Regions from separate parts of the Homo sapiens genome. Here all the other regions are linked to region 1. The links are chromatin loops, found by intact Hi-C in ENCODE. Cell type or tissue: chondrocyte. All regions are shown on one strand. Each heading gives the region's core, and the rest is flanking DNA. Links, peaks and the distances in the headings are about the cores only.

Region 1 (7,351 bases), core at 852-5,851:
CACTTTGGGAGGCTGAGGCAGGTGGATCATGAGGTCAGGAGTTAGAGACCAGCCTCGCCAAGATGGTGAAACTCTGTCTCTACTAAAAATGCAAAAATTAGCCAGACATGGTGGCACGTGCCTGTAGTCCCAGCTACTTGGGAGGCTGAGGCAGGAGAATTGCTTGAACCTGGGAGGCAGAGGTTGCCAGTGAGCCATGATCATGCCACTGCACTCCAGCCTGGGAAACAGAGCAAGACTCCGTCTCAAAAAATAAATAAATAAATAAATAATAAAATAAAAGAGGCCAGGCATGGTGGCTCATACCTGTAATTCTAACACTTTGGGAGGCTGAGGCAGGAGAATTACTTGAGCCAGGAGTTCAAGACCAACCTAGGCAATATGGTGAAACCTTGTCTCTACAAAAAAATTAAAAAATTAGCTGGGAGTGGTGGCATGAACCTGTAGTCTCAGGTGCTTGGGAGCTGAGGTGGGAGGATCGCTTGAGCCCAGGAAGGGAAGGCTGCAGTGAGCCAAGATCACGCCACTGCACTCCAACCTGGACAACAGAGCCATGCCGTCTCAAAAGAAAAGAAAGTAAAAGAAAAACAGCCCGGCAGTTTTTTTACAAAGTTAAACATACGCTTCCCGTACAATCCAGCACTCAGTATCTATTTATTCCCACTCCTAGGTATTTACTCAAGAACAATAAAAACATATGTCTGCTCAAAGACCTGTACTCAAATACTTATAGTGCTTTTATTCATGGTGACTAGAAAGAAGTGGCTGCGGTGGCTCATGCTTATAATCTCAGCACTTTGGGAGGCCAAGCTGGGCAAATCACTCGAGCCCAGGAGTTCGAGACCAGCCTGGGAAACATGACAAAATTTTGTCTCTACAAAAACTAAGAAAATTTTTAAAACCTGCCAGTCATGGTGGCATGCGCATGTAGACCTAGCTACTCAGGAGGCTGAGAAGAGGATCATTTGAGTTTGAGGCTGAAGTGAGCTATGATTCTGCCACTGCACTCCAGCCTAGGGGACAGAGTGAGACCCTGCTTCCAAAAAAAAAGAGAGAGGCTGGGCGTGGTGGCTCACACCTGTAATCCCAGCACTTTGGGAGGCTGAGGCAGGCAGATCACCTGAGGTAGGGAGTTCAAGACTAGCCTGATCAACATGGAGAAACCCCGTCTCTACTAAAAATACCAAATTAGCCGGGCGTGGTGGCAAATGCCTGTAATCCCAGCTACTTGGGAGGCTGAGGCACGAGAATCACTTGAACCTGGGAGGCAGAGTTTACGGTGAGCCAAGATCATGCCATTGCACTGCAGCTTGGGCAACAGAGTGAGACTCTGTTTTTTTTTTTTTTTTGAGATGGAGTCTCGCTCTGTTGCCCGGGCTAGAGTGCAATGGCGCTATCTCGGCTCACTGCAAACTCCTCCTCCTGGGTTCAAGCGGTTCTCCTGCCTCAGCCTCCCGAGTAGCTGGGACTACAGGCGTGAGCCACCGCGCCCAGCTGAGACTGTACAAAAAAAAGAAGAGAGAGAGAGAGAGAGAAAGAGAAATGCTAATTTCTCTAATGCCAAATCTCTAATGTAGATTTGGACACACCCAGAACTATAGAATCGGGTACTATGGGGGTGAGGTCCAGAAATCTCTATTTATTTATTCTATTTTATCTTTGAGATAGAGTTTTGCTCTTGTCACCCAGGCTGGAGTGCGGTGGTGCAGTCTCGGCTCACCGCAACCTCTGCCTCCCAAGTTCAAGCGATTCTCCTGCCTTAGCCTCCCAAGTAGCTGGGATTACAGGCACCCGCTACCACACCTGGCTAATTTTTTTGTATTTTTGGTGGAGATGGGGTTTCGCCATATTAGCCAGGCTGGTCTCAAATTCCTGACCTCAGGTGATCTGCCCGCCTCGGCCTCTCAAAGTGCTGGGATTACAGACATGAGCCACTGCACCTGGCCAGAAATCTGTATTTTAATAAGCTTTCCAAGTTTAAAAAGCTTTCCAGGTGATTCTGATGCACATTGACATTTGAGAACCAATGGTGTAGGAGAAAGCTCACTGGTGCCTGTGTCCTTGTTCTGGTTTAGCCTAGCAGCTATATGACTAACCATGGCTAAATCCCTAAATCTCTCAAAACTCAGTTTTACAGGGTATAACAAGGGGTTTAGAATGATGCCTGAGGGCCCTTCTGCTCTAAAATTCTGTGAAAGACAGTAAATAAATGTTGCAATTACTAGATTCATTCAATCAACAGTTATGTACCAGGCAGCGTTCTGTTCATGGAATCAATGTATAACACAAAATTGCAACTGAAATAGTGTAACTTATCGCTTATAATTAAATGACTTGCAAATTTTCAGACCACAAACTTTTACCGGTCCTCAATTTACAAGATTCTCATACTACATTTGTTGTGTAATGTGAACTGGAAAACTAAGAAAATGATCCAAAGGGTCATTTTTTCCAAAATTACTTAATTCTTTTTTGTTTGTTTGTTTTTTCTTTTTTGTTTTTGTGACAGAGTCTCACTCTGTCACCCAGGCTGGAGTGCAGTGGAGCAATCTCAACTCACTGCAACCTCCCACTCCCGAGTTCAAGCAATTCTCCTGCCTCAGCCTCCTGCGTAGCTGGGATTACAGGCATGCACCACCACGCCTGGCTAATTTTTGTATTTTTAGTAGAGACGAGGTTTTGCTATGCTTTGGCCAGGCTGGTCTGGAACTCCTGGCCCACCTGCCTCGGCCTCCCAAAGTGCTGGCATTACAGGCGTGAGCCACCACGCCTCATCTCAGTCAAGTTTCAGTATATCTACAAGGACAGGAGATGGCGCCAGAAGGCAGTGAGATGCTTGGTTTTGGTTTTAACGGTTTTAGCCAATGCAAGCAAGGAAAGGGCTTGAGAGAGAGGTCAGAACTAAAACAAAGGTGCCAGAGTTTGAGTGGAAACTAAGACTGAGTGGGGAGAGGGAGCTGTGTCAGTTTTTTTTTTTTTAACTTACATATAAGGGTCCCCTTGACACCTACTCCAAATCAGCACAGCTAGAAAGCAACAAAAGAAATATCCACAGTAAAGCCAAAGATCAAGATAAAGTCAAGTGCCTGGAGGACGGCGCTCGCCTTCTGGCTCCCTCTGTCCTAGAAAGGAGGGCCTTTGTCGTCTGGGAAGCATAAGCACCTGGATGCGTTGCTCACCCAAGATCAGGGAAGTGTTGATTCCAGGCTAAGATATCTTTGTGAAACAATGTTCAGTTGCGTAGGCAAAATCCCAAAGCCCAGCAGCAGTGAAATACCTCCCAGAAGGAACCACATACACAAAGCATTTTAAATTAAAATTTAAAAATTCATAGACGAGCCAGGAGGTGGCGCCTGGCAAGACACGCTATCTGCCTTGGAAATCGGAATCTCAGCTCAGCGCTCCAGGGGAACTCTGTTCCGGCAGAGGTCATTCTGTTCAGACCTCTTCTTTCCTACTAAATCTCTTCTTTCATACCAAGATGTCTCTGCTTTCTTTTTTTGTTTCTTTGTGTTAAGTACCCTGATTCCCGGGAAATCTAATTTATACTTCAAGTCTTTTACTCTTCTTAGATGGGATGGATGGGGCTTTGGGGAACCTCAAAACATAAAACTTTCCTGAAGGGGACAAATAACTCAGAGGGTGATAGGAGAAGAAAAAGGGAAATGACATCAGCAAAATGGCTTGGCTTTGCAGATCAATCACAGGGGATAGAAAGGCACAGTGAGCTCCTGTCTCTGCAGGAGCTGATGATCCAGCACATGCATTATTCTGTTCATTTGGCTTTTATCCTGCTCCCTTATTTAGCTTCTGCTCCCTTTGTTTGGCTATTTATTGCTACTCGGCAGGAGCAAGGAGGGCAGAGGGAGCTTCAGATGGGTGCATCCTCCTGGCTGGTGCCTCTGGTGAAGAGCATGGAGGAGAAAGAGGTTTCAATGTCTGGCTTGAAAGTATCTGTGGGTTTCACATTCTCTAACGAGGGATTTAGGATGTACATTCCAATCGGGATTTCCAGTCCCGTGGGGAGCAAACATCAGTTCACATTCCTGAGACGTGCAGCCTCCATGCTCCACGGACGCAGCTCCTTGGTGGCAGGTTTCATTCAGTGCCACATGTCCTGCCTCAGCCCTTTGTTGGGCTGGAAGGAAGACCCTGAGCCCCTCTTCCATCTGGATCACATGGTCTCTCCAGACCCTCCCCTCTCTTTCTCTGGAAACCACCTTTTTCTGATGGTGGTAGTGATTGTTCCTAAAGTCTCTCCTTTCCTCCTGCCCTGGCCTCTCTGCCGGAGGTCAGTGTCCTCTTCAGTGACAAAAGCCGCCCTAGATCTGGGCTCCCTGGAGAGGGAGGTGGCTGGGTCTGGCAGTTACAGCCGCTGTCTCTCCATGGTGCTGCTACACCCCTCCCCCACTGGGCATACAAATGGGCTTTATCCAGCAAACAACGCTCCCTCCCCGCACTCCCCCCACCCCAGGCCACACAGGCACGTGGACCCAGGCCTCACCGTGGGAAGGGGGTGGTGGCAGGCACAGAAGAGATTGCTCCAGATGAGTTCTCCTTGCCTCACTTCTCTTCCTTAGAACTTAGGACACAACTCAGGTTTTAGTTATTGACTTCCTCCACCCCTCCCCTGCACCCTGAGTCCCTAATTCCTTCTTGTTATATATCTCCTAATTCTGGACTCTTCCCATTCCAGGGCAGCTCAGATTATGCAGGGAATTGGGAACAGGTACCCCCACCATCTGCCGCATACCACCCAGGGAGCTGCTCCTCAGAGGAGAAATCAGGCGGGGGGATGAAAATACAGTGTCCTTTTGAGGGGGCTGAGTTGAACCCCAAAGCCCCTTCCTTGACCCTGCCTGCTCCAGGGAACACCCATCTAAACAGCATCTGTGTGACTAGCAGAGGAAGGAAGAGCTCACCCCAGCTGGGCTCCTGAGCCAGGGCCAGGGCTCCAGTGAAACTTGCCGCGCTCCAGCTCCGAGTGGGGCCATCCTGCATGCCTAATTGGCTATTTAAGGAGCTGTTCACCAGCAGCCCAGGCAGCACCCCCGTCCCCACATACACCAGTTCAGAGCCACCTTAAAAGCAGGAGGCAGTTGTAAAGTCGCTGGCCAGCTAGTGGAGTGGAGACTGCAGAGGGAGATAAAGAGAGAGGGCAAAGAGGCAGCAAGAGATTTGTCCTGGGGATCCAGAAACCCATGATACCCTACTGAACACCGAATCCCCTGGAAGCCCACAGAGACAGAGACAGCAAGAGAAGCAGAGATAAATACACTCACGCCAGGAGCTCGCTCGCTCTCTCTCTCTCTCTCTCACTCCTCCCTCCCTCTCTCTCTGCCTGTCCTAGTCCTCTAGTCCTCAAATTCCCAGTCCCCTGCACCCCTTCCTGGGACACTATGTTGTTCTCCGCCCTCCTGCTGGAGGTGATTTGGATCCTGGCTGCAGATGGGGGTAGGTACAACTAAATGTCTGTGTGTGGATTTGTGCTGATGTTCACATGTCGCCAGGTGTGCTTAATGGGGGGAGGAGAGGTGTGAAAGGAAGCCTAGAGGCTGGAATAATAGGCTCAGAGATGAGGAAAAAAGAGTGGGGTGTGGAGGAGACCACTTCCCTTCTTTACCTTTTGTCTCTCCAGCCTTGTTGTTATTGGAGGTCGGGGAGAACTAGCGGCAGGCAGGCAGAGTGTGTACACATGCAAGTGCTGGAATCTCTTTGCAGGCTACAGATTTTCTCCAGAGCTCTTTCCCCCACTGCCCTGGTCCCAGGCAGGACTCCTGGACTTCTTTATTTACAAACTCCTCCAAATAGGGAGTCAAAGAGGCCTGGAGTAAAAAGATGGATAGATGGGGGTAGGGGGAAGAATACTTCCTGCCCAACTCAGACCCTGATCTCCAATTCATCCCCTTTTGGCCAAGATTCCCTCTTCATTCTGTGGAGCGACTAACTCCCCAGTTATCCTCTGAAAGTGGCAGTAAGAGTCAACATTTGTTTGACATTTTACAGTTTACAAAGGACTTTCAGGAGCTCCCAGGAGATGAGGAGGGATTCTTGGGAGAACAGGCTGAAGCGCTCCAGGAGTGTCCCCAGGAACTCCTAGACCTCATTTTTGTGTTTCCTGTGCCTAGCACAGTGTCCAGCACATACTAGGTGTGTAACTGAGGTTTGTGGAAAGAGCAGGGTGAGGTGGGTGTCCAGAGAGCAGAAGGCAAATGCAGAGAGGATGGGGGCAGGCAGGCAGCCAAATGGAGAGTCACAAATCTCATCTGAGGAGAAAGAAAAAAAGAGGGAAAGAGGAGGAAGAGACAGAATAAGTGTGTTGAGGCTCTGACCAGAGTGGACAGGCACCTTTACAGACCAGGGAGTTTGAGTTGTTGGGGGGTCCCACAGATATGGTAAAATGAGAGGCTGCCTCCAGCTCTCCCTTGGGCTAGCAGAATAGGTCAAGGATAAGAGCAGGACATCTCACAAGTTTGAGGAATTTAAGGGAATAAGAGACAGAGAGAGGAAGGAATTTAGGATTTTTCTCCAGAGTTTCTAGTAGTATGAATATTGCAGCATAAACCATGAAGGCCTTCGTTTTCTTCTTGAGGCAGTTTGGCCGTAGGGAGGGGCTGGACCTGCAGACCCTCAGCCTTTGCGTCAGACAGGACTGCACGAGAGCCTGGCATGTGACCCAGCTGGCAGCTCTCTTCTCTACACACAATGCTTCACTTTCATCCTGTCCCTGCCAGCCTGGCTGCCTGTGCCCACCCACCACCCTCAATCTAGAGTAGACCCTGCCCTGACTCCCACCCTTCCCTAACCATCTCAGAATGTAGGGAGCAGAGCCTCCTGGTGATGAGGAGTTTCCTCTAGAGCTAATGGGACCAGAAAAGAAGAATTTACATATGAGTTTACAGCTCAGTGGCTTTATTCATGCAATTTTTTAAAGCAAAGGAATAATCTCCCCTTCTCCCCTCAGTAGCACCCCCCAACACACACACACTCTAAACTCCTTTCTCCTCCCCGCTTTCTAGTCCCTATCCTTCCAACCCTCTGCCCACACCCTCACCCCACCCACCCCAATCTTCTAAGTGTTAGATTGACTTGGCACAGGTTACAGAAAAGAAAGGGTTGGGCCAATCGCACATTTGGATCCAGGTTAATTTTAGTCTCTGGGCTTTACCTCTTTTCCTTCCTCCTCCCCTTTTACTCGGCAGGCACCAACACAGCCTGGCTGGTGATTTTAAATAGGCCCCCCGACCTTTCCACAGAGGTGTCCGGTTTCAGGGCTTCCTTTGCAAAGTGCTGGAGCAGAGGGAGGAGAGACTGCAGAGAGGGAGGTGGAGCAGTACAGAATGCCAGAGGG
Region 2 (7,351 bases), core at 1,639-6,638, 280 kb after region 1:
GGCCCCACCCCACCCCTAACCTGTGCTCACATGCCTCAACTCTGAGGAGCTGGTCCTGGAGAGGTGGGGTGCAGGAGGGCGGCACCTCCCCTGAGCCCAAGGAGGCTGCAGCTGCCCTGCAGGTGTGGGCTGCACTGCTCTGCAAGAGACTCCCTGGAGAGGGATGCCCTTTGTCCAGGCCACTGAAGCCGCTGTCGTCCTCTGAGCATGCCCCAAGCTCTTCTGAGCCCCGCACCTTCATAGAAAGAGGCACCTGGCTGGCCCCAACAGGATCGCTTTGCTCAGACCTGAGTTCTTATGAAGGGTTCAGTCCCAAAGTCTTGGTTGGTCATTTTGCTTTCAGTCAAAGTTCACCTCACTATGCCTGGTATCTGTGCCCCCCCAGCCCCCACTCAGGAGATGGAGGCTGAGATAGAAATGTGCTCTCTAGCCTGGCACAGTGGCTCAAGCCTGTAATCCCAGCACTTTGGGAGGCCAAGGTGGGCGGATCATGAGGTCAGGAAATCGAGACCATCCTGGCCAACATGGTGAAACCCCGTCTGTACTAAAAATACAAAAATTTGCTGGGTGTGGTGGCGCGTGGCTGTAATCCCAGCTACTCAGGAGGCTGAGGCAGGAGAATCGCTTGAACCAGGGAGTTGGAGGTTGCAGTGAGCTGAGATCATGCCACTGCACTCCAGCCTGGCAACAGAGCAAGACTCTGTCTCAAAAAAAAAAAAAAAAAAATGTCCTCTCTAACTCTCTCCAGAATCTTGGCTGGAATTGACTTTGCCTCCCCACAAATAGGCTCTGGCCTGGCCTTCAGGACCCACCTGTTCTCAGCAATCAGCCAGCCCCTCCTGGTGTTCAGATCCCCAGTAATCTGGGTCCACGAGCCGGGGAACAGAGTTGACTGGTGATGACAGGTCCCTGGCAGGATGCAAAGCGGCTGAGGGCCTCCTGGGCCAGCACTTGGGTAAACCAAAGTGCTGCTCTCCTCTGCTTGAGAACAATTGGGACTGTTGCATAGCTTCCTCCTGAGGCCTTCGAAATGGCTTCCTCTGAGGGATAAGAGCACAGTCACCCAAACTTGTGTTGACAAACAGTATTTTTATGCCAAATCTTCTAACTTGATTTTTTTTTCTTTTTGAGACCGAGTCTCACTCTGTTATCCAGGCTGGAGTGCGGTGGCGCAATCTCAGCTCACTGCAACCTCCGCCTCCCAGGTTCAAGCAATTCTCCTGCCTCAGCCTCCCAAGTAGCTGGGATTACAGGCGCCCGCCACCACGCCTGGCTAATTTTTGTATTTTTAGTGGAGACAGAGTTTCACCATGTTGGTCAGGCTGATCTCGAACTCGTGAGCTCATGCGATTTGCCAGCCTTGGCCTCCCAAATTGCTGGGATTACACGCGTGAGCCACCGCGCCCAGGCTCAAATCTTCTAACTCTAAATTAAATAGTAATACAAATAGCCAATATGTGTGTGGGACTTATGGTGGGCCAGGCACTGTTCAGTTACGGGCTTTATGTGCATCTTTTCATTTAAACTCCACAGAACCCTGACGCTTGGCATGGTCCATGGCCCCCTCCACACAGCCAGTTGGCCAGGGAGCCGAGGCAGCCTGTAAACGCTCTGCCTGGAGCTGCTCGTAAACAAAAACAGAGTGATCCACAAAAGGGCCCCAGAGTCTGGCACTGAATGGAATCCTACCTTCGGTCCAGCAACTGGAGAACGAAAGTCCACATCCTGATGACTGGTTCTGCACCTGGGGCTTAGAGCACATAGCAAGGGGCTGAGAAGCAGCCACCACATAATCAGTGACTGCAATTTCATCACACAGTCCTCCATGCCAGGCCCTGTGGGGAAACCAAGATATGTAAGGCAAGCCCTGCTCTTCGGAATTTCTAATCTCAGTACTGAAAAGTTAATAACATAAGGACGCAGCCTATCTGTGGTAACACCATGGCATGAGCTGTGTGGATTCCAAGTGCTGAATGAAGCTGGAAGGGCAGAGGTCACATCGGGCCAGTATGTGCTTCTTGGAAGAGGTGGCATTTGAGTCACTTGAAGAATGAGCAGGAGATGAGGGATGGGAAGGAGAAGGCATTCCTGGGATGCCATGAGCAAAGTGTCACAGTTTTGCATTGATCACTGTCATCCATGTAAGAGCAAGGACAGCTCAGGCAGGTGGTGGCCATAGAATGGAGGTGGACACATAAATATGTGGAGAAAGAAGGAAGTCTTTGGGTTAAAAGGCCAAGACTTGACACCTGTGAGGACCTGGAATCTAACCCTGTGTTTGTCTGTAAACCCAAGGCAAGTCACCCTTCTTCCGAGGCACAGTTTCTTCACCTGTAAAATGAAGGGACTGGGCAAGACGGTTTCTAAAGTTCCTAGGGCCAGGTGCAGTGGCTCACGCCTATCTTCACAATACTTTGGGAGGCTGATGCAGAAGGATCACTGGAGCTCCCTCAAGACCAGCCTGGGGAACACAGGAAGAACCTTGTCTCTACAAAAAATTAAAAATATTAGCTGGACATGGTGGCAGGACCTGTGGTTCCAGCTACTCAGGAGGCTGAGTGGGGAGGATATTTTGAACCTGGGAGGTCGAGGCTGCAGTGAGCTGTGATCACACCACTGCACTTCAGCCTGGGCAATAAATAAATAAACAAGTAACAAAGTTCCTTACTACTTTAGAATCAGGGTAGAAAGGAGTGAAGATGACTTTAGGATTTTGAAGAACAGGCCCAGCAGCAGGAGGTGAGGAGTCTGGAGAACAGCAGATCTGGGGAGAGGCCTTCAGCTTTAGATAAAATGCGTGGACCCCTTCACGACTCTTCCTTCTGCTGGGGTCCTCCAGCGCTGCCACAGGCTGACCCGTTCTCAGACTTGCATGGGACGTGTGTTGCCTCCCTACGTCTCTCCCTGAGATGTGAGCCTGGCTACATCAAGGCCAGAGCAATGAGAGGCAGTGGCCCTTGCCCCAGCTTTTCCCCAATGAGGAAGCACCATCATCACCAACACCATCTTGCCACGATAGCACTGGAGAGCCTGCAGGTGAAGGTGGGGATCCCCTAAATTCACAATTAAGTTCCTTTACCCCAGGGAAATGGGCACTGGAAACAGAAACAGGCTGTTATTGAGAAATCAATTAACATATGGTCCCTGCATACTTCTGTTTGAGGGCCCCAATTAGCTCATACCTGGTTCACAGGCAAACTTTCCAACAAACGGGGCAGATCTCATACTGGGTGTGTATAAGAGCCCCTGTGGAGGCTGGGCACAGTGACTCACAACTGTAATCCCAGCACTTTGGGAGGCCAAGGCGGGAGGATCGCTTGAGCCCAGGAGATCCAGGCTGCAGTGAGCTGAGGTCATGCCACCGCACTCCAGCCTGGGTGACAGACACCCTGTCCCAAAAAATAAAGAAGAACCCCTGTGGAGCTCATGAACAGGACCACCCAGAGGAGGGGACCAGGCACCTTTATTTTCATAACCTCCCAGGCAATTGTTAGGCACACTAAAGTGAGAGACTCTTTGGGGAGGATAGAGCTGCCCAGAGGGTTTGGGCTGGGAGAGCGGTGGGGCAGGGGCCCTCCCAAGAGGCAACAGGCTCCTCAGAGTGAGACTGAGCTGTCTCTCCACAGAGGGCAGGGGAGGGAGGGTGGCCCTGGGCAGAGGGGCTGAAGCTGGAGAGGCAGTGGAGGCCGGAGGGCACAGGCTTTGCGGCTGAGCAAGGGGCCAGGGCCAGATCCTGAAGCTGACGGGACAGGGGGCGCTGTGAGCAGGGACGGGAGGCCTTTCTGAGGCAGGAAAATCACTTGAACCCAGGAGGCGGAGGTTGCAGTGAGCTGAGATCATGCCACCACACTCCAGCCTGGGCAACAGAGCGAGACTCCATCTCAAAAAAAAAAAAACAAAACAAAAAGCAGATACACACCTTCCCGTCCACCCTTTGTCCACTGAGATGAGCTGGGCCTGTGGTGGGAGGGGTGAGCACCTCCTGCCTCAACTTGCATTTCCTTCCCAGCAGGCCCGGGCTCTCCTGCCTCTGACTTCAAGTCCTTGGTACGTATGAAATTCCTGCCTCTCCTCTGGCCGCCCTGCCTGCCTCCCTGGCTGCAGTTACAGTTTTGTCCCTTGTTCCTACCCTTTTATGTCTGCCTTTCTCAGGCCTTCAGCCCAATGTGTCAAGATTAATTTGATACCAAATTGGCTTTCTCTGGAAATTCAAGGAAAACTTCTAGGCACAAGAACAAGATTCCTTTGGGGAAAATGCTCATGGCCCCTTCCTCAAGGCAGTCCTGGGGTTGGATCCTTGACCCGACCCAGGCCGGGATAGCACCCTGGAGGGGGAGGCCCTGTCTGGAGGGAAACAGCTCGCTCAGGGTCTTGCACCCGCCCGCCCCACCTCCAACCCTGTGCCCTGCTCTTGACAGAGAGAGACAGGCCCTCCTCAAAGTATGACTAGGGCCCTTCTCACCCCCAGAGCTCACCTCTCTGTAAGGCTCTGCTCTGCTGGAAAAAAATTCTTCATTTACTTTTGGACTGGGGCGACAGATTGCAATTTGGGGCCATCATGGTTGGATGTTTATGTTCTCGGAGGAGCCTCTTTGGGGAAGGAAACTGGGTTTCTCTCACCTTCCTTATTTGAGACAAAATGTACTATTTCTTGCTCTTAATTCAGCATCTACAATTGTCCTGGGAATTGGGTGCAGTGCCATGGGGTCAGGACAGTAGTGTGATTCCAGACTCCAGAACAAAACAATAGGATGCTCTGTTTTCTCAAAATGCCTTGAGTCCTCAGGCCTGGCCCCCCAACCACTAGGCAGCGCCTATCCTTCCTCTGTGGTCTCACCCCTCTTCCCAGATCATTTGCCCTCACAACCACCTCACATTCTGTCCAGAACCCCCAAGCACAAGGAGCCTGCCAAGCTGGGAAGTCATCACAGAACTCAGTTCTACTGGCATATCTGCCACCAGAATTCGCAGTAAAGAGGACAGGTTCTGGTTGGGTGCATGGCTCATGCCTGTAATCCCAACACTTTGGGAGGCCAAGGTGAGAGGATCATTTGAGCCCAGTTCAAGACCAGCCTGCACAACATAGTAAGACTCCGTCTCTACAAAAATTTTTTTTAATTAGCCGGACGTGGTTGTGCACACCTTATAGTCCCAGCTACTCAGAAAGCTGAGGCAGAAGGATTGCATGAGCCCCAGAGTTTGAGGCTGCAGTGAGCTATGATCACACCACTGCACTCCAGCCTGGGCAACAGAGTGAGATCCTGTCTCAAAAAAAAAAAAAAAAATGAGAAAGAAGAAAGAAAGAAAGGGCCAGGCATGATGGCTCATGCCTGTAATCCCAACACTTTGGGAGGCTGAGGTGGGTGGATCACTTGAGGTCAGGAGTTCAAGACTAGCCTGACCAAAATGGTGAAACCCCGTCTCTACTAAAACTACAAAAATTAGCTGGATGTGGTGGCAGGCTCCTGTAATCCCAGCTACTACGAGGCAGGAGAATGGCTTGAACCTGGGAGGTGGAGGTTGCAGTGAGCTGAGACTGCACCACTGCACTCCAGCCTGGGCGACAGAGCAAGGCTCCATCAAGAAAGAAGGAAAGAAGAAAGAGAGAGAGAGAAAGAAAAGAAAAGAAAGAGAGGAAGGAAAGAAGGAAGGGAGGGAAGTGGAGGGAGGGAGAGAGAGAGAAAGAAAAGAAAGAAGGGAGGGAGGGAGGAAGGAAGGAAGGAAGGCAGGCAGGCAGGCAGGCAGGCACGAAGGCCCGGCACGGTGGCTCACTCCTGTAATCCTAGCAGTTTGGGAGGCCCAGGCAGGTGGATCACCTGAGATCAGGAGTTCGAGACCAGCCTGGCCAACATGGGGAAACCCCATCTCTACTAAAAATACAAAAAATTAGCTGGGCATGGTGGTGCACACCTGTAATCCGAGCGACTCAGGAGGCTGAGGCAGGAAAATCACTTGAACCCGGGAGGTGGAGCTTAAAGTGAGCCGAGATCGCGCCATTGCACTCCAGCCTGGGTGACACAGCGAGACTCCAAAAAAAAAAAAAAAAAAAGAAAAGAAAGAGGGAGAAGGGGGTGAAAGAGAGAGAGAGAAAGCAAGAAAGGGAAGAAGAGAGAGAGAGAGAGAGATAGAAGGAAGGAAGGAGAGAGAGAAAGAAAAAGAAAAGAGATAAGAGAGGGGCCAGGCGTGGTGGCTCATGCCTGTAATCCCAGCACTTTGGGAGGCTGAAATGGGCAGACCACCTGAGGTCAGGAGTTCGAGGCCAGCCTGACGAACATGGTGAAACCCTGTCTCTACTAAAAATACAAAAATTAGCTGGGCATGGTGGTGGGTGCCTGTCATTCCAGCTACTTGGGAGGCTGAGGCAGGAGAATCGCTTGAACCCAGGAGGTGGAGGTTGCAGTGAGCCCTGAGACCACACCATTGCACTCCAGCCTGGGTGACTGGAGCAAGACTCCATCTAAAAAAAAGAAGAAAAAAGAAGGCCAGGCGTGGTGGCTTATGACTGTAATCCCAGCATTTTGGGAGGCCAAGGTGAGTGGATCACGAGGTCAAGAGATCGAGACCATCCTGGCCAACATGGTGAAACCCTGTCTCTACTAAAAATACAAAAAAAATTAGCTAGGCATGGTGGCGTGTACCTGTAGTCCCAGCTACTCGGGAGGCTGAGGCAGGAAAATCGCTTGAACCCAGGAGGCGGAGGTTGCAGTGAGCTGAGATCATGCCACTGCACTCCAGCCTGACAACACAGCGAGACTCCATCTCAAAAAAAAAAAAAAAAAAAAAAAGCCAGGTGCAGTGGCTCACACCTGTAATCCCAGCACTTTGGGAGGCCGAGGCAGGTGGATCACAAAGTCAAGAGATCAAGATCAGCCTGACCAACATGGAGAAACCCTGTCTCTACGAAAAATACAAAATTAGCTGGACATAGTGGTGCAGGCCTGTAATCCCAACTACTCGGGAGGCTGAGGCAGGATAATCGCTTGAATCAGGGAGGCAGAGGTTGCAGTGAGCTGAGATCATGCCATCGCATTCCAGCCTGGGCAACAAGAGCAAAACTCCGTCTCAAAAAAAAAACAGAAAGAAAGAAAAGAAAGGGCCGGCACGGTGGCTCACGCCTATAATCCCAGCACTTTGGGGGCGGATCACCTGAGGTCAGGAGTTCGACACCAGCCTGGCTAACATGGTGAAACCCCGTCTCTACTAAAAATACAAAAATTAGCCGGGCATGGTGGTGGGTGCCTGTAATTCCAGCTACTTGGGAGGCTGAGGCAGGAGAATCGCTTGAACCCAGGAGGTGGAGGTTGCAGTGAGCCCTGAGATCACACCATTGCACTCCAGCCTGAGTGACTGG
Region 3 (7,351 bases), core at 1,639-6,638, 370 kb after region 1:
AAATTGGGTAGGTTCCCCTATTCTGTGCTTCTAGAGCATTTTGTGTTTGTCCCTGTCTTAGCACCAATCCCTTCTAATTCCTTATCTGTCTGTTTTTATTATATCCCTCTGTATACTGTAAACTCCTTGAGGGCAGGAACCATGTTTTATTTTTTTTTTGGAGACAGAGTTTTGCTCTTGTTGCCCAGGCTGGAGTACAGTGACGCAATCTCGGCTCACTGCAACCTCCGCCTCCCGGGTTCAAGCAATTCTCGTGCCTCAGCCTCCCAAGTAGCTGGAATTGCAGGCATACACCACCACATCTGGCTAATTTTGTATTTTTAGTACAGACAGGGTTTCACCACATTGGTCAGGCTGGTCTCAAACTCCTGACATCAGGCCATCCGCCCGCCTTGGCCTCCCAAAGTGCTGAGATTACAGACGCGAGCCATCACGCCCAGCTGGAACCATGTTTTACGCACTTTTGTAGTCCCTGAAGTAAGGCCTTTACAAGCCTTATCTTGCTTAATCATCACAACCACCCTCATGGTAGGTACCATGTCGTTACTATTATGCAAGTAAGTAAATTGAGGCAGAGAGTTAAAGAAACTTGTTCAGAGTTATAAAAAAAAATCAGGATTTTAAAATTTTATTTTTTTCAAGATGAAGTTTCACTCTTATTGCCCAGGCTAAAGTGCTGTAGCTTGATCTCGGCTCACTGAAACCTCCGCCTCCTGGGTTCAAGCGATTCTCCTGCCTTAGCTTGCGGAGTATCTGGGATTACAGGTACCCGCCACCAGGCCTGGCTAATTTTTGTATTTTTAGTAGAGACGGGGGTTTCACCATGTTGGCCAGGCTGGTCTCGAACTTTTTTTTTTTTTTTTTTGAGACGGAGTCTCGCTGTCGCCCAGGCTGGAGTGCAGTGGCGCGATCTCAGCTCATTGCAAGCTTCGCCTCCTGGGTTCAGGCCATTCTCCTGCCTCAGCCTCCCGAGTAGCTGGGACTACAGGCGCCTGCAACCACGCCCGGCTAATTTTTTGTATCTTTAGTAGAGACGGGGTTTCACCGTGTTAGCCAGGATGGTCTCAATCTCCTGACCTCGTAGTGAGGAGCTGAGACTGTAGTGAGCCATGATTACACCACTGCATTCCAGCATTCCAGCCTGGGGGACAGAGACCCTGTATCAAAAAAAAAAAAAAAAAAAAAAAAGGCCAGGTGCGGTGGCTCATGCCTGTAATCCCAGCACTTTGGGAGGTTGAGGCGGGTGGATCACTCGAGGTCAGGAGTTCAAGACCAGCCTGGCCAACATGGCAAAACCCCGTCTCTACTAAAAATACAAAAATTAGCCGGGCATGGTGGTGCATGGCTATAGTCCCAGCTACTTGGTAGGCTGAGGCACGAGAATCGCTTGAACACAAAAGGTGGAGGTTGCAGTGAGCTGAGATCACACCACTGCACTCCAGCTTGGGCAACAGAGCAAGACCTTGCCTCAAAAACAAAACAAAACAAAACAAAAAACAAAAACAAAAAACCACAGCCAGGCGCGGTGGCTCACATCTGTAATCCTAGCACTTTGGGAGGCTGAGGCAGGTGGATCACCTGAGGTCAGGAGTTCAAGACCAGCCAGGGCAACATGGCGAAACCCCGTCTCTACTAAAAGTACAAAAATTAGCCAGGTGTGGTGGCAGTCACCTGTAATCCCAGCTACTCAGGTGGCTGAGGCAGGAGAATAGCTTGAACCCAGGAGGCAGAGGTTGCAGTGAGTTGAGATCTCACTACTGCACTCCAGCCTGGGCGACAAGAGTGAGACTCTGTCTTAAAAAGAAAAAAAAACCAACAGGCCAGGAGCAGTGGCTCAAGCCTGCAATCCCAGCACTTTGGGAGGCTGAGGTGGGTGGATCACTTGAGGTGAGGAGTTCAAGACTGGCCTGGCCAACATGGTGATACACCATCTCTACCAAAAATACAAAAATTAGCAGGGCATGGTGGCACATGCCTGTAATCCCAGCTACTCCGTAGGGTGAGGCAGAATCACTTGAACCCAGAGGTGGAGGTTCCAGTGAGCCAAGATCACACCACTACACTCCAGTGACGAAGTGAGACTCTGTCTCAGAAAAAAAAAAAAAAAAAAGCAACTATTATTAATTAATTACTTGTCCCTATTCCTCTGTATAGCTAGACCACCACTGCTGTAAGTTTAACACTGTAATATGATTTCTTCATGTGTAGGTCACCACTACAATGTAATCTCCTTGAAAGAGGCAGCCACATACAATTTACCTTGTATTTTAGCACAATGCCAGGCATATTGTGGACACTTATTAAGTAACTGCACTGTTTAAATACTACCCACCTTTCAAGGCCCAGTTAAATGTCCATTTCCACCACTTATGTTTACCTAATGAGTCCAGTCAGATTTTCTCTTCTCAGAATTCTACTACTTGACTAACCATATGCTATCTTGCATTATATGTAGAAGTGTCTCAATTAGGTTACATGTTCCTCTAGAGCAGAGATGACCTCTTACACTGTTTATCTGGCCAAAAACAGCTTATTTTTCCAACTGCAAAGCGAGTATTCAGCAGTCACTTGGGACTTAAAATATTGCAGCCCAACCACGGGAGGTCCCACTTTATCTTTACTAGTGAAGTCATCTGTCTTTAATAAAATTCAGCTAACAGCTTATCTCCTGACTCTCCTTCCCTTAGCTTAGCTACTGGAACTCTGCTTAGAACTATAAATCTGCCTGTATTTGTGTGCTGCTGTCATATCTCAGGTTCCCCAGGATGGAAGAGATCTTTCTTTTTAATCTCCCTCAAGACCCAGTAGAGGGCATTATACAGACGAGGGCTGCTTGTGTGGGTGCTGTTGGCTCACTGTGGATATATCCTCAATGGCAACTCTCCAAGTTATTTTTCTTTGCCTGTCTTTGATATGCCCAGCCCACACCAGCTTAAAATAAAAGCTGTTGGACAGTAACGGTGACTTCATCCCTGCCACCCTGTATATTAGATGGCTCAGCTTAGTGGCTTGTCAGCACAATCAGGTTGGAGGAGTGGAAGAACCTTTGATTCAACTCTTTGGGATAAAGACTTTAGAATACATCTAGCTAAAATAATGAGCAGGAATAACTATTAGAAGCATTGCAGAATCAGTTTGCTTTGCTTGCCTAGCCCTACAGTATGGGAGTGAAGGAGATGGACTGTCAAGTTTTAAAATGGGATACATCCTGCCAAGTGTGCAGTGGTGAAGAACTAAAAGGAAAAAAAAAAGGCTAAGGAGTAACATGAAATACAGATAGCCCCAAACATTTTTGGCACCCCAGGCTTCTTAAGGCCACAAATTAAAATTGAGGACCAGGGAAGCCAGGAATAGTGGGAAGAAATAATATAAAAGCCTAAGATACTAACTCAAGCTCTTCAGCTAACTAGCTTTTCTACTTTACAAGTAACTTATCTCTATACCTTAATTTCCTCACTTGTATTAAAATGAAATTGCACTAACTGCTGGGTGTAGTGGTTCACACCTGTAATCCCTGCACTTTGGGAGGCTGAGGTGGAAAGACTGCTTGAGGCCAGGAGTTCAGGAGCAGCCTACACAACAAAACGAGATCCTCTCTACAAAAGAAAGGATGAAAATATATTCTCAGCCAGGCGCAGTGGCTTATGCCTGTAATCCCAGCACTTTGGGAGGCTGAGATGGGAAGAGTGCTTAAGCCTGTGTTCTGAGACTCACCTGGACAACATGGTGAATCCTCATCTCTACAAAAAATAATTAGCCAGGTGTGGTGGTGTGTGCTTGTAGTCCCAGCTACTTGGGAGGCTGAGATGGGAAGATTACTTGAGCCCAGGAGGTTGAGGCTACAGTGAGTGTTTGCACCCTGCACTCCATTCTGGGTGACTGAGCAAGATCCTGCCTCTAAAAAAAAAAAAAAAAAGAAAGAAAGAAAGAAATTGAATGATCCCACATTCAGCCTCATAGACCTCACCTCATTCCCCAGCTGGCAAACACAAACCAGGGATAACATACTCAGGAGGAAATCATGGGATGGCTCACTAACCCCACCACAATAAACACCATTAACTTGTGTCTCTAGTTTAAATTTGTACTTGTTTTATTTTATTCATTTATTTTTTTTAGATGGAGTCTCGCTCTGTCGCCCAGGCTGGAGTGCAATGGCACAATCTCGGCTCACTGCAAACTCTGCCTCCTGGGTTCAAGCGATTCTCCTACCTCAGCCTCCCAAGTAAGTGGGATTATAGGCATGTGCCGCCACGCCCGGCTAATTTTTGTATTTTTAGTAGAGATGGGGTTTCACCATGTTGGCTAGGCTGGTCTCAAACTCCTGACCTCAAGTGATCCACCCACCTTGGCCTCCCAAAGTGCTGGAATTATAGGCGTGAGCCACCGTACACCCGCTGGAGTTTTTTCTCCTTTGGTAACCTTTCTTTTGTACGTTACATTCACAGGCAGCTTTTAACTTCTTTCAGTAGCAGGTTTCCAGCAATGCAGATTGGCACATCATGAGGAAAGAAATCACTCTGCCTCCTGCTGGCCACCAGCAGAAAGACTTGAGTTTCTTTTGGCTTATTACAAAGAAATAATATATTTCTTTTGGTTTGTCACATTTCTCCCTCACAAACATGGGAACTTGAAAAGGAATGGAAGACAGAGGGAAAAGGAGACTGGGCCTCCTTTTCTGCTAAACCTGGACTAGGCTTAGGTGTCAAGAAACCATTTAGATCAAATATCTTAAATGCCTCATTTTGTGAGCCACAAACTGAGGTTGATGCACCTTCTACATTGGTTACAGAAACAAAGGGATGGGCAAGGTTTATGCCAACATTCCTGCTCCCTTTCCTAAGTGATGGTATTGGGGAACTCAGCCGCATCTCACATTAACAATGTCTTCAGTATTGTTTTCTTCCCCCTCCCAAACCCCAATAAAACACACCAACTGCTTCAGAATATTTCTGGGTTGGGTTTTTTCATGGGTTTTTGTTTTGTTTATTTCGAATACTGAAAAAGTCCTTTGGGCTCTGTGGGGTTCCCCACGCTCACGGCTCCTTTCTCCCACACTCACTGCCCTTCTTCCCACAGCAAATCTATTTCAAGGACAGTACTTTTTAAAATGATTAATGTTGAGTTCTCAACTAGCTCTGCAGAACTAGAGGAGCTGTTTGCATCTGTCTGTGCGGATGGAGTTTCTTTTATCTGACACCAGGTCTCCAACCACACTGAAACAAGGCATTTATCTACAGAGCTCAACTAGAACCCCTTTTCATTAGGCTACTCCACTTCCTTCCCCTCATACCTACCCCACATCAGCCACGTGGTTAAGAAGGATAGTCAGGAATGTTTTTACCAACTCCAAGCCCTAATTCATACTCCTCCATATCTCCCACCCCACCCTTTCAACCCCACCCCCACCCCCAGAATTTCATTGATATTTCTCCCAACTGTTATTTGGAAAAAAGGTAAAACAAAAAAGGTTCAAGGTCTTGGTGCTCAGCCCAAGGGGCTCCATGTGCTGGGACACCAACAGGAAAGGGCTTCTGCCTCTCCAGCCCACACCCGAGCCACCTCCTGACCCCTGGCTGCAAAAGCAGGAAGGGGCAGGAGCCAGCACAGGACCCGGGTGGGGCAGGGAGGGGAAGCGTCTCAGGATCTGGCAGAGCCCCGGGCAGCATCATTCAACTTGGCCACTGCGGACGAACACAGAAGAAAAAAAAAAAAAACAACACTGTCAAGTAATAGGGGAAAAAAACCCTGAACTCCAACCCAGTCTCTACCCCATGATTCCTCCACATTTAACAACCATTAGGCTACCTGGCATGTCTCAATCCTATCCATAAGGGAGTTGCAAAAAAAATCAAAAAATAGAATTTCAGTCTTTTCCTATCCACGAAACAACGTTATCTGCCTTTCTGGGATATCCATGGATAACAAACATAGAAAAATAATTCTTTAGATAAGATCAAAATAACTGGAGGTTTCCAGGTGGGTAAGCTGCCTGGCTCAGAGCAGGCTGTTTCAGAGGCATGGCCACAGCTACTTGCAAAGACTGAGGTAGCACAGAGATGAGGTGGTGACTGTGTGGAGGCCAGAACCAGACCACACACATGCTGTTCTGAATGGATTTAATAATCTAGGTTTAATCAAAGCAATTTGCATTTGGATTTTGGAATGACCACTCCTTGCTAAGGAAGCTATGTACTTCATGCTGTGGAAACTGGCAAATACAGAATGTAGCTTGTTTGTTTTCTTAGCCTTGAAGATGACCAGGTAGAGAGACAGAGTGAGACCAACAGTTTTTCTGATTTCCCTGCTCCTCCTATTCCTTCCTAAAAATCAGACTCATTGTGACCAGTAGTCTTGAGGACTCAAGCTGAATGATAGAGAAGGCAGCTCAGACAGAAAAGAAAAAAAGTACAGAATTTGAGAAGATCGGAGATGAAGAAAACGTACAAAATTATATATATATTTATATATATAATAACATGACATATCTATGTACAACATGGCTGGGACAGTTGAAGAAACTATACAATGGTGTTCAGCATTTTCCCCTTCCCAGATGGACTTTAAGGATGACAGCATGAGGAAATGGAGCAAGAAACACAAAAATTATATACAATTACAAGTGACAGTCAAGGAGTTTGGGGACCAGGGAGTCCAGGGATCCTGCTCTCTCCATTCCTTCCTCACCAACTTTCTCCTATCCAATTTGAATGACAGCCTGAACACTGAATGGCCAGTCAGGAGAAAGGCATATACACACCTCATCCCCCCACATGCACATCAGCAAGTCTATCAGTCATTCTCATTGGGCCAAATGTTTGGCATATCAGAATTTGTGATGTGAGAGGGCAAGAGGATTACAGAATCTTGCTCTCTTGAGCATTAGTTCTCACCCTGGTCCTCTCTGTCATAACTAGCAAGTTGCGTTCAATAAAATTCTAGCCAAGCTGGTGGTAACTAGATTGAAGATGCTGGTCACCTGCAACCCCTTTCCTCCACCTGTTCATGAGTCAGCATGGCTACCTCTCCTCATGATAAAAGAGCTGGGTTGCTGAGTTCTGGGGATGCAGAGATTTCTCAGTCTTCCTCCTCTCCCTCCCTAACCACTTTCCCCAGCTTCCTCCAAGGTGAATCATCTTCTAAGAACCTGTTCCTCCAGCCCTGCAGGAGTACTCAGCCCCAGGGGCTAGCTCAGTTTACCCTTCTTCCTCTTTCCCTAACAATATACCTGGCATCAGACTGCATCTGAAACATGGGTCAACACATGTGCATGACTGAGCATGTTTCCTCAGGCCTGCAGCTCCGCTGCCAGAGAAGCTTTTTAGCAGCTAAGGCCCAGAGGTAGGCTGGG

Evidence for each region. Peaks named below come from ENCODE experiments on the same cell type or tissue, not always from the same donor. Only the 100,000 strongest peaks of a DNase experiment are listed, where the experiment ranks them.
Region 2: it touches region 1 in a loop (5-fold over the local background); 16 of 110 quality-filtered maps call a loop at or near these places.
Region 3: it touches region 1 in a loop (3-fold over the local background); 5 of 110 quality-filtered maps call a loop at or near these places.

What each region holds. Positions count from the first base shown.
Region 1 is chr1:150,252,730-150,260,080 of GRCh38, forward strand. CA14 (carbonic anhydrase 14) reads left to right here and starts at 5,045. Exons shown (of 11, transcript NM_012113.3): 1 at 5,045-5,454. The coding sequence starts at 5,400. RefSeq lists an enhancer at 3,235-3,929. In chondrocyte, for the core only: CTCF peaks have their summits at 2,843 (motif pointing right), 3,317 (motif pointing right) and 3,518; no DNase peak of the experiment used is centred there.
Region 2 is chr1:150,534,134-150,541,484 of GRCh38, forward strand. FALEC (focally amplified lncRNA regulator of ECM1) reads left to right here. Exons shown (of 6, transcript NR_186305.1): 6 at 1,534-2,655. Among named protein-coding and RNA genes, the nearest start is that of ADAMTSL4, 12 kb to the right of the region's middle. RefSeq lists an enhancer at 1,203-2,402. In chondrocyte, for the core only: CTCF peaks have their summits at 3,746 and 3,951; no DNase peak of the experiment used is centred there.
Region 3 is chr1:150,617,176-150,624,526 of GRCh38, forward strand. It overlaps ENSA (endosulfine alpha), which reads right to left. Exons shown (of 4, transcript NM_004436.4): 4 at 4,950-5,684. The coding sequence ends at 5,669. Among named protein-coding and RNA genes, the nearest start is that of ENSA, 8.8 kb to the right of the region's middle. RefSeq lists a silencer at 5,478-5,772. In chondrocyte, for the core only: CTCF peaks have their summits at 2,820 (motif pointing right), 3,022, 4,538 (motif pointing left) and 4,746; no DNase peak of the experiment used is centred there.